2 separate regions of the Homo sapiens genome follow, and region 1 is linked to region 2. A link is a contact called in ENCODE Hi-C or POLR2A ChIA-PET data. All regions are on one chromosome and are shown on one strand. Each heading gives the region's core, a stretch centred on a gene start or an enhancer-like site at or near the end of the contact. The rest is flanking DNA. Distances are from core to core; before and after follow the strand shown. Region 1 holds the start of AHR (aryl hydrocarbon receptor). Region 2 holds the start of TMEM106B (transmembrane protein 106B).

Region 1 (6,127 bases), core at 145-2,644, 5.1 Mb before region 2:
TATTTTACAGACCCTAAAGCCACCCCAAAAGTGATAAGCAAGCTTCCGAAAAAGATGTCTGAAGAATACAAATCCTCCACCGTATCCTGTCCGTTGCATCCACTCCCACCTGCTACCACTTCTATCCACTTTACCGATATGGTCACGATGAGCGCTACAAAATTGCTGCCAAATAAGTAAATATGAGCGCAACACAAAGCCAGTTGGTGGGGACCAAAAAGTACCTTTAGAGGCACTCAGCCCCTTCGTAAAAGTCAGCATGTGTTTAGCTCTTTAAAACATCTCGCCTTACCAAACTCTACGAAGAATGAGAATTAAGACCGTCCTCTAACCTAACCCATGCGGATATGAAAAGTGGAAGGAGATTTCAAGACAGGTTTATACTAACTAATCCATTAGCCCAAGGCAGATCAGAGCTGTCAACAAATCAGGACCAAATCAGAAAGAACAAAGTTGCAAATGTGAGAGGGTGTGTATGCACTGGTGCGGGGGAAGAGGATGGGTGGGAGGACAATTTTTAAAATGCAATCATTGAAAACGGGAGAATCCAAGTCCTCTGTCTCCCAGCCGGCCTCCAAACCTCGATTCCACGGGCAGTGCCGGGAATGGACCTAATCCCAGGATCGCAGGGATTTGGGGGCGGGGTGGGGCTGCCTCCCGCACCCGCGTGCCTGAGCGCCCAGCCCCCGCGATGAGGACGCGCTCGGGACACTCACGTTTTCTGCACCGGCTTCCGCCGCTTGCGACTGGCGTAGGTGATGTTGGCGCTGCTGCTGTTCATGGTGCCCAGCCGACGGCGGCGGCTACTCCCCGGGCACTGGCGGCCGGGTCCCCGGAACCCGGTGTAGGCTGGGACCACTGCGGCGGCCGGCGCCGGGTTCCGCGAAGCCGCGCCCGCTCCACCTGCGTCCTCTCGGGACAGTGGCGTGGGCGCCGCGCCTCAACGCCTCGGCTCACGCAGGCTTCCGCAGCCCGCGCCAGTACAGGTGAGCTGCCTGGGCCTGGCGCAGTGAGGGTGGGCGAGGGGCGGAGACCCGCGAGCAAGGCGGCGCAGGTGCCGTCTACACCGGCGGAGGCGGCGCGGCAATGCCCGCAGGTGAGGCGGCCCGGGCGGAGGAGGAGCCTGGGCCGTCTATTTAGAATCCTGGCCTGGGTCGCTCACGGTGGCGCCGCGCCCCGTGACCGTCGCCGCGGCCCCTTGGGTGAGGGAGGTGCCGCCGCGCTGCTCCCGGGACTTCCTAAATCCAGGGTGCTTCCCGCCTGCGGAGCTCGGGCGCGGGCCACCAGTCCCGGCTGCTCCCAGCTTCCGTTCGGCTACACGGCTGCCCCTGTTCTGAGCTGGCGGTCCGGGGCACGCTCTCGGAACAGAGCGTCGACGGGACTCCCCAGCCACTGCCTCCCGCCGCCGCGCGCACCGGCTGAATAGCAGGAGCACCCCCGACCCCTCACCGGCCCCGCCCCGCCCAGATCCCGCGTAGCCCCGCCCCGTCCTGCTTGCCCCCGCCCATCTGGATTCCATTCCGTCTTCCTTGAGGGCCCCACCCTCATCCCGGCACGTGATGACGTAGGACGTAAGGACGCCCCCCCCCGCCGGTAGCCATCTTCGTGCATAGGCAAACTTATTGTAGCTAGACTGTACAAAGTATATCAAGATATGCCAAATATTGAGCTTAACTTCACCTGTTTGAGAGACGGTGGGTCAGCTAACTTGTGGCTAAGAATTACAATTAACTGGTAGACAACTGGTAGACAACCAATGGGACTGTATATTTTCCTAGTTGGGAAGGCTTCAGAAGGCCAGATTTGAGTTGAGACTTGAAGGCTAGGAGTTTCCTTGACCTTTTTTGGTGTGCGGGGGAAGTCTTTACAATAGACAGGAATATAGATAATAAGGGGACTATTATGTATTGTGTCATGGAGGACCATGTGGAAAAATATTGGGAGTAATTAACAATATTGAATACTGTTGAGAAATTCAAATTAGTTGAGAACTGAAAATGTCATTCTTGTTTTCTCAATGTGTAGTCACTGATGACTTTCGTGAATGCAGTGTTGGGGTAATGGGCCTGCAAATAACATTGAAGTGGGTACAGGATTGAGCTGAAGATAACAAAATGGCATCCTCAAGCAGGCAATTTTTCTTCCAAGTTTAGCTGTGGATGAGAGACACATCAGATTGTATGTAGGGGGAGTGAAGGGTTAAATGAGGGTTTTCTAGTTTTGGTTTAGTTCTTTAATGGGCGATACTGAGCGGCTTAGAGGGGGTAGAGATAAACTATGTAGGGAACCTGAGGGAAGAGTGAAGGAATGATAGATATTAAGATACCGAAAGCAGGAGGGAATGAGTGCCAAAGCATAAATGGGAGATTAGGACTAATAGATTAGATACTAACAGAAACAGCACTTACAGTGCTTTGCTATTCAGAGTACTCCACAGCTTCTTTTGAGAGTTACAGGAAATGCAGACTCTTTGGGTGTCCTTATTAAATCAGAACCCGAAGTTCACAGGAACTCCCAGGTGATTCAAATGTACATAAAGTTGGAGGAGCAGTTCTCTACCATAGCTGGAGGAAAGAAGGACAGTGGGTGAGATATAGTAGGCTACTAAATTTTGGATCAGAAAAATGAAGGAGATGTAACAAAGAGGGTATTCTAGCATGAGCTACAAAAGAACAATTGTGTTTTGTGGTCGATGATCTTTGTTTTAATTTTAGAAGAGCATAAAGTGAAAGTGATCTGGGAAGTGACAACAAGGAAGTAGATGGACATCCACCCTGTATCCTGTGATAAGAGAAAATAATTAGGCAGTATTGGGGAGACCTTTAGGAAAGTGATAGCCTCAGTAAGCCACCTTTCAGTTTAAGGAAAAAGATGGAGCAAATTCCCAAAGAAGACAGTGTACACTGGGAAAGTTTGATGTTTATGAATTAGCAATTGCAGAGGCAGAATCAACCATCTCTATTTTTCCCTTCTCTTTCATTTCTTCATTTATCTGTGCTTACTTATAGCCATTCTATCTAAAACGTGTAAGTGTAAAAGAATAATTTCCTCCTAGCTAGGAACTTTAAGGGTGAAAAATTTATATCAAAACATAATTTATTGATTCTGTAGCTTATAACTCCTCTTCATAAAAGAGATGTACTAAATGCAATGAACCAATCTTAATTTAGTGATTTAAAAAAATCCTACCCTTTTTAAGGTTGTTGGCTATTTGGTGCAGTCATTTTCTACCTTATTTTGACTTTCATACCCTTATTTTTTTATGGTTAAGTTTAGGATTATTTTCATTATCCAGAAGTCATATGCTATATTATGTTACATAGTCTTAGTTAAGTAACAGATCTTTGCATAATTAAGATTAAAATTGAATATCAACAAAATTCCCAGAATTCATTTTATTTTAATAGTGACATGAACTTACCTTAACAGTTTTGCTGGCATGTGAATACAGTATAGTGTAGTGCCATTTTTAAAAAATGAGCTGCCATTATCTAGAAACTTCCTGTATTGGCACTGTGGAACATGGTTCTCAAAGTATGGTTTGTGTCCATCTGCTAAGATTTAAAAACTTTTTTGTGAGCAGTTTTTTTTTTTGTAGTTACGTGATTTTTATCTCATAATAATTAATTTGGCTATAAGAGTCGGTGAACATTTGATTACCTTATCCAAAGAACATCCTTTTAATCAATTGGGTTGAGCTTAGTTTCTGAGGTTTCAGATGCAGCTGTATGTGTATGGGTTTCTTTCTCCTGCGAAATAGTATGAGAAAAATGTTTTAGGAATGCTATTATAAATATCAGCTGTTCTTGAATAAAGGAAAATAATCAAAATGAATGCTAAACCTATTCTATCACAGTTCATTTCACTAAGCAAGATTTTAGCCCCTATAATATACCAGACACTGTGGGTTACAGTAGTGATATCAGACATGTTCTTTCCTCTTAGAGCTTACATTCTAATGAGAGAGACAAGAATTAACCAGATAGTTACACAAATGAATGTATAATTACAACTGGGACAAGTACTGTGAAATGAATACTGTGAGAATGTATAATAGGTGGATTTAACTTGGTAAGGGTAACTTGGTAACCTCCCTGAGGGAGCTTGAGCTGAGTTTTGAGGCATAGGTAGGCATTTTATAGGTAGGCATAGGTAGGCATTTTATAGGTGACCTGGGGAGGAAGGGGAATTTCATGCAGACTGAACATGTATCACTTTTTAATCTCCTCTTCAATTCTGCAGCTCCTTACTTCAGGCCCTCAGAATTGTCTTTTACAGTTTACAACACACATTGTAGCTATATGAAGTATTTTACAGAGGGTAGTCCATGCTTCCTAAACTATGTACTGAGGCACCCCAGGAGCACCACAACAAACTCACAGGGGCACTATCATGGGATATTTTAAATTTTCAAGGCCAACACAGTGACATCAGTTGGACACCGTGCAAACCACTATCTTGAGGTAGTTCAGAACTTCTACACATTAAATTGTACTTCATTCCTTTTGACATCGTATCTTTGTGAGGCTGTGTTTTTGTAAATTGCTGTAATAAAACACAAGGACTATGGGAAAATTACTGTAGAACAGGAATGAGGGTAGCGGTTTCCAAGTTTATTCCTAAGTTTGAGAAGTTATGAAGTGCCCAACAGATGTGCACATCCCATTAAGAATAAAAAATGTTAATGTATATTATTTTTTAAATAGCTACTAAGTTGTTAGGATAGACAAACATAAGTTTGGGTTTAACTGTTTAATAAATGGAACTGTTAGGTGTTTCTTTTAGCTTGCAACACCATGAAAAAATTACTGAGACACTAGGAATGCTGTGAACTGAGAAAGTTTGGGACCTTTGGCATAACTAAATCCTTCATTTAACAGGTGAGAAACTTCAGGCCCAGAGAGATCAAGTGCCCTGCTAATCATAGCCTAGAATCTGGGTCTTGTGACTTCTGCCCCAGTCTAAAATGTATAACTTATCTGACTTTGAACTGTTCTGATTCATTTATTAAAAATAATCAGTTTACACATTGCTTGCTTTTACTCCTAACACTGAAGAACAGACATAGACATCTAAGGGCTGTTTCTAAATGCTTAATGTCTTCTTTACTTGCTTGGATACAACAATGTCATAGAAGCCACAGAGAAGTAATTAATAGATAATGCTAATCTTAATTCTGACAAAGAAACTACAAGATAGGAATAATTTGTTATTAGTCAAAATTATTTTTATTCACTTATGGATAATGCTTTGTTGCAAGAAACATTTAGGTTTTTAACACATGAAAGTACATTATTAAAATGTTAACATGCAGTAAGTTTGGATTTCGATTTCTTTCTTTCCGGACTTTTAATTCTTACGAATTTGAAGTTTGATTATGGGGAAAGTTATAAAAAAGTTTTATGTTTCACATGCTAAGATTCATGTCTAATTTATTAAACATTTTATTAAAATATATATGTATAAATATCATTTTTACTAAAATCCATTTAACTTTGGAGATAAATATATTTGAAAACTACATAATACATACTTTCTGCATTTTAAATCATGATATAGAAGAAACTGAAATTAAGATAAAATACATTTATTTAACAAAGAAAATTATTAACTTGATAAGAACAGCTTAAGGAAATGTAAATTATTGTAAAATGCTGACCTAAAATATATAATTTAGATTTGCTAAACTTTAAAAGGCTATCATTCTTATTCATATTAAGAAACAAAATGTATTCTTTACTGAAAATATTTAACAAATTTAATTAATGTGTGGACAGTGGTTCTCAACATTTGTTGCATATTGTAGTCACTTGAGAACTGTAAAAATTACGGATCCTTGGCTCCACTACAAAAATTTTTATTTAATTTATCTATGTTGTGTCCTGGAATCGGGATTTTACAGGTGATAGAGGTATTGTGGTTATATACCTCTATCACCTGTAGAGGTATATACCTCTAGAATAAAGAGAAGATCCTTATTCTCAGGAAATGCATGCTGCAACATTCATATATATATATGTATATATATATATATATATATACACACATATATATATATACACATATATACATATATATATATACATATATACATATATATATACACACACATACACATATACACAAT
Region 2 (6,031 bases), core at 2,495-4,994:
TAACACATACCCCTAGGAATTCTTCCTGTTCCCTGACAAGTAGGGCAGGTGACACTATCTCTTCCTGTAAATTCCACATATGGAAACTGAGAGACATCTCCATTTCTTCCATCTTCATTATGGACTTCACTATTAACCAGTCCATTCCTCATGTTTTCAGATGTGACTCCATCATAAGCATCTTCTTTGCTTGAATGCAAAGGCAAATGAGAAAGAGACTTTCCCATGTCTAAAGAAAAATAAAAATCTTACAGTAAACTTCAGGGAAAAAAGTACATTCAAGAACACTCTGAGATATTTACACTAATTAATTTAGAACAGTCAAGGAACAGTCAAACTCTGTAAAATATTTGAAGGGATTTATTCGGAGCCAAAAATGAGTGAACAAGGCCTGAGGCACAGTCTCAACAGGTCCTGAGAAAATGTCCTCAAGGTAGTTGGGTTACAGCTTGATTATACATTTTGGAGACAGAAATTACAGGCAGAGGCATAAATCAATAGATGTAAGGTATACATTAATTCAGCCCAGAAAAGCAGGACATTTTGAAGCAGGGGTGGAAGGCTGGGGGGTGTCCAGGTCATAGGTGCATAGGTGGATTTAAAGATTTCCTAATGGCAATTGGTTGAAACGGTTAAACTCTACCTGAGGAGTTGAAGTCAGCAGAAAGAAATGTTTGTAGTTAAGACAAGGGAGGAGGATGTGGAAGCCAAGGTTCTGATTATCTAGATGATGCCTCCAGGTAGCAGGCTTCAGAGAGAATAGTTTGTAAATGTCTCTTATTACTCCTTAAAATATTCCAGGCTCTTGGTTAAATCGCTGCTGAATTAGGAAAAGATCTGGAAAGGAAAGGGGATTCTGTACAGAATGTGGATCTTCCCCACGAGAGACAGCTTTGCAAGGCCATTTCAAAGAAATATATTTTGGGGTAAGATATTTCAATTTCTCTCAGGGCCTGCTATCTGTCGAGTGATTCTATATTAGAGTCAGGTTGGGATTTGATATCTTATTGCTACAAAGAGACTCTTGTTAGTCTTCAAATCTCTGTTTTAATTGATGCTGGTCAGTTGTGCCTGAATTCCAAAGAGAGGAAGGTACAACGGGGCATGTTCAATCCCCTCCACCCACCTTTTCATCATGGCCTGAACTACCTTTTTAGGTTTACTTTGGAATGCCCTTGACAGAGAAGCGGGTTCCACTTAGTTGGGGGGCTCAGAATTTTATTTTTGGTTTACAGAACAAACATTAAGAGAATGTTCAAACTACCTTTTGGATTATACCTTTTGGATTAGGATTATATCCAATCAAAATAATGTCTGAAACAAAGGAGCCATTTACTAGAGTCCAGAAGTGTTTTTTTAAACAAATAATGTGAAATGATGTCCTATCATGCTTATGATGAGAATGGGCTTTCAAACATTAACATTTGACAAAAGTCTACACCTGCAGGTTCTCTGAAAAGAAACATGCAGGTTTCATTTTTCTTAAAATAAAATAAAAATACATTCTACCTTTTAACTAGTTAGCACTAAAGGCAAAAATTGCTTTGGGTAGACGATAACTAGGTATTTGATGTATATCACCAAGTAACTTCAAAGTAGTACGTTTCAGCCTCTGAAAATTCACGCACCTTTGTGATAAATACAATCACCACTCTTTTCCATCCTTAAATTTCTTGCTTTAAACATTTAAACACTCGCAACAACAATAAAAAGCCCCAAAATTCCAAAATCACAGTTTTTTTTTCATTCAACAGTTGACAGTTAAAATTATGAAGCCAATGTTCCAAAATATTAAATATAAGTTACCAATACAAAGCAGCAAAATTTAGAACACTAACTTCAAAAATTTTAGGATAAGAGTATCAAAATAACAATACAAATGTAAAAATCTAAGTAGAAATAAATAATTAGTACTAGTGCCTACACAAAAATAACTTCTGCAGGTAGATAATGAAGTAACTTTATACTTAAGGTCATACCCTTTTAAAGCTGAAAAGAACTTAACAGTCATATAATACACCCTGCTGGTATTTTCCTGCTTATATCCTGAGAAAAAATAAAGTGAAAAAGTAAAACTGAAAAATAACATAATTATACTCCTTCTAAATTTGATATGTCTTTTAGCGGTTCCTAAAAATAGATTACATACATTCAGACAGATAGTATTTCTTTCAAAAATTCTCACTTATTTGATTAAACAAAACAGACATTCCAAGTAAGTCAGTTCATCCTAGAGTATGAAGAAAATTTTACTTTCTAGAACTGGCATGCCTGATAGGAGCCTGCTTGGTGGGTACAATGTGTGTTGCTCCAGTGCTGGATGCACTAAGGGCTCTGACTTCACCAGGATGTTGTGTATCAATGTAGCAAATGGCACTTGTACTCCATGAATATACACAAAATAAATACAAAGATAAAAAAATAAATAAAATTCGCATGCCATCCACTTGTTGCTGTCACTCAAATAAACAGAATTTAAAAAACTATACAAATGGTATGCAAACAAATGTAAAATGAGATTTTCACTCTTTCAAAAAAAAAAAACTATGTATTTATAAAAATCACTGCCCACATCAAAAATACAAATGATTTATGACTTCTAAAAAATCATTGTCTTAATCAACACCTGTCAGCCACAGGTAGGATAGGGAAGACTTAACATCACTGTCCCCACACACTGTAACCTTGGGGTCTATGCGGAACACTAGATGAATTGGGATCATTGGGCCTTATCAGCAAGGCCTTAAGGGCACTCTTTCTGGGATCTCAGTCAACACAGCCAGGCTGTAAGCTGCATCTTAACTGGAGCGCGTTGAGAAAAAAGACACAGAAAGGCAGACTCAAGTGGCTCTCCGTTTGAGCCTGTTTTCTGTCCTAATCTAATAGCTGCCATGATCGATTCTGCTTTAGGGTAGGTGTTTGGACAAGTGCCAGACTCTGTGAGAAACTGGGAATCCCTTGCCTTCTCTACTAGATTTTCCTTAGAGAACTGACAAGTGTAACCACTTTTATTCTTGGGAGACTCAATGGTTTAAAAAAGGGGTGCTAGACCCTCTTCTGCAACCTCTGTGGGCTCAGTGTTATTTATTATAGCGGTTCCTTAGTTTACTGAAAGTCAACATGGATATCAGACTCAGTTTGGAGAGAAAAAATATATCACAGCACTCCAATTTAAATGGCTCCTGATCTTCTGTGTAGACACTGGTTTTAGTTCTAAAAGGGCTTGAGAACTAAGGAAACAAGCGCCTTTGAAAAGCTCCATAAACAACACCTAGCACAAAGCCTACTCTGTAAAGCTGCAAAATAAGATCCCGGCACCACGGCAAGAACATTCATCAACAGCAAAAGGAAGAGGGCCACCTGGCGCTCAAGGTGTGAGGGCCTAGAGGCAACCCAGAGGTAGGGCTTGGGCCGAAGCCGAGTGTTCCCTGGCTGGGCCTCATTAGAGGCGACACAGCAACTCGATCACCAGCCCTGACCGCCGCCGTACCTGCGGCTGGCCCAGCACCCCAGCGGCCTCCCCTCCTTGTCAGGCCCGGCTCAAGCCGCGGCGCAGCCGCTCAGCCTCGCTCCGGAAGGGGACCTGGGGACTGCACGTCCGGGGTCGCTCACCGGCACGCGGGGCGCTGCGCAGTCCCGGGCTGCTTCGGCGCGGACAGGGCCGAGGACAGGGTCGTGGAGTCCACAGTCCCGGGAGCCGGGGGGTGGAGCGACCGGCCTGGAGCGCGCGGCCGCCGTAGAGCTGGGACGGGGGAGGGGTAGGATAACGACGGCATCAGCAGAGGCCAAGCGCTGCTGTAACCTGCGTCCGCGCCTGCGCAGAGCGCTCCCGGAGGGACACCCCTGGCGTGCGCGTGACGCATGCGTCCTTCTTCCTCCTGTTTGAGCCCAGAGGCGTCGATCGTGTGAGATTGTGCGCTCTTCAGGTTTCATTACCTTCGCGTCCCCCAGACTTCAAAGTGTCCACTGTAGCCACGAATTACCTAGGAACAGTCGCTCCTCCTATTTCCCATATCAGACCATTTCCTTTTGCAAAGGGTATAAATGTGCACCATCTGCCTCAGCTTTCAGCTGAGCAGCCTCCTCGCTCACGCAATGCGAGTTGTCGCTGACAGTCTGGTCCTTAGGAATGGAATAAACTGGTCCGTACACACGCCGCTGACAGCAGCAAAGCTACCTCTATTTTAATTTAGAAACTGGCCAACTAGAAGGAGACAGCAAGCGGCAAGGCCGTAGTTTTTGTTTTTGCTCGGTTTCGTTTCGCTTTGCCCACGCTGCCCCTCCCCACCCCTTAACTCTGGTGCTAGTTACAGGTGTGTGAAATCCCGTCTCGGATCCCAGTACTTAAGCTCTTCGCTGTGGGTTGGGGCTGCCCTCCCCCAACGTCTAGGTCATTTCACTTAGAAGATAAGAACAACGACAAGGAGTCGTTTTGAGGGATCAATGAGATGCCGGTAATAATATTAAGGGCACTCTAGTCTCATTCCTGCGGAGAGTTTAACGTTTAATGAATGGTAGGCATTCTTACAGTCACAGGAGCAAGGAAGTGAGAGTCATATATTTCTCTCTTCTAACAGGATCAGTGTGATCCTGTTAGAATCAGGGAATTCTAACAGGAATTGGGAAATGAAGCTATGTAAAAGTAGGAAATACAAGTCAGAACGATATACAATTTAAGAGGATTACTGTAGATCCATATGTGAGATAATGAGCTTTCTCATACAATGTTGTCGGAGATTTAAAACTCCTAAGTTTTCTGGCAGACAGTCAGTATGTATCAAGACTATTAAAATGTTCACATCGTTTGGTCCAGCAATTCCACCCTTTCAGAAGTATCCTAAACCTAATGAGAACTCTAAAAAGATTTGGGTATGAGGTGTATCCATTTAAATAAACTGAATGTCCAACAAGGGACATTGATAAAATCATTATTTTTCAACCGCTTTTATTTAGCCCATATTTTCCAAAGGGAAGGGTCAGGGTGTCTTCCATTAACACTGTTTGAAATTTCAAAATTAATAGGTTGGTTAAAACAAATCAGAATCATGGGGGAAAATTTTTCTCAAAATTATTGACAGTCCACCTGTGGAGATATGATGTTCCCCTTGGAATTACTGAGTTTTTAAAATTATGGAATAGCCATCTATTGAGTTTTTATAAAGCCAGTAAAAACCATCTTATAAGGCTGTTATACGCGGAGTGATATAAAATTAAAATCAGGATGCAAAGTATAGGATATGAGGTATTGTAATAGGATGTAAACTATATTCACATATAGATAACATATAGATATAAATATATTACATATCTGCCTTGAAATGGAAAGAAATATACAAAATATAAACAGTTGCCTGTAGTTTGAGAGCATGGATGTTTTTTCTTTATTATTGTTAAATAGGCAAATGGTTCTATAATGTAATATATATTATTCTTAAGTGAAAAAGTTACTTTTTTCTTTAATTCTTAAGGGAGTATTTAGTATTTTCTCAACCTCATCATTTAACTTAAAACGTGCTGGCCATATAGCACAGTTCCTTATCCAAATTCCTGGAATTCACATAGGAATAAGTCTTCCTGGGAGAATGTTGCTGTAAGAAGCAGTTCAGTAGCAGGGTTGGGAACACAGCCTTGGGAGCCATATGGCCTGAAAATGAGCCCAGCCTGACAGAGATATACAAAATCTCTGTAAGAGTGGGCAAAATACTTAGCCTTCTTTATACCTAATTTTTATTATCTGCAAAATGAAGATAGTAATAATGTCTGTCTCAAAGGGTTATGGATGGGAGCTGATACCTGCAGAGCAATCAGTAAATATTAGATATTATGATTACAAATTTATCATCCATATAACAAGGAAGTACTTTAAAGACAGATATTGAATGTTTGGTACATTTGTTCCTATGCCTTATTTTTCATTGAAGCACATTTTGAAAGGAAAATTTTCTGAAAAGCTTCCAATTATTTGATTAACAGTGATTTCTTGAGTTCCGAGTTCAGTAGTGGTCTAGGTGCTATCAGATATAAAGGCCAG

Evidence for each region. A loop is a pair of places that touch in the nucleus more often than their neighbours do. ChIA-PET counts read pairs that join two places held with the same protein, here RNA polymerase II (POLR2A). Pooled maps may share reads with other maps.
Region 1: a loop to region 2 is called in a map of CD8-positive, alpha-beta T cell, with 10 times the contacts of the local background. The contact joins the promoter of AHR here to the promoter of TMEM106B in region 2. A Hi-C loop is called at or near these places in 3 of 168 maps with a recorded cell type or tissue (CD4-positive, alpha-beta memory T cell, CD8-positive, alpha-beta T cell and naive thymus-derived CD4-positive, alpha-beta T cell) and 9 of 50 pooled maps. POLR2A ChIA-PET finds 5 or more read pairs at or near these places in 1 of 52 experiments (PC-3).

Annotation. Positions count from the first base shown.
Region 1 is chr7:17,293,919-17,300,045 of GRCh38, reverse strand. It overlaps AHR (aryl hydrocarbon receptor), which reads right to left and starts at 1,394. Exons shown (of 11, transcript NM_001621.5): 1 at 717-1,394. The coding sequence starts at 781. It overlaps LOC101927609 (a long non-coding RNA gene), which reads left to right and starts at 726. Exons shown (of 12, transcript XR_007060234.1): 1 at 726-986; 2 at 4,786-4,880. RefSeq lists silencers at 720-769, 810-919, 970-1,119.
Region 2 is chr7:12,209,007-12,215,037 of GRCh38, reverse strand. TMEM106B (transmembrane protein 106B) reads right to left here and starts at 3,744. Exons shown (of 8, transcript NM_001134232.2): 1 at 3,613-3,744; 2 at 11-229. The coding sequence starts at 227. RefSeq lists enhancers at 3,027-3,543, 3,936-3,985, 3,544-4,062, 4,196-4,345 and a silencer at 3,446-3,755.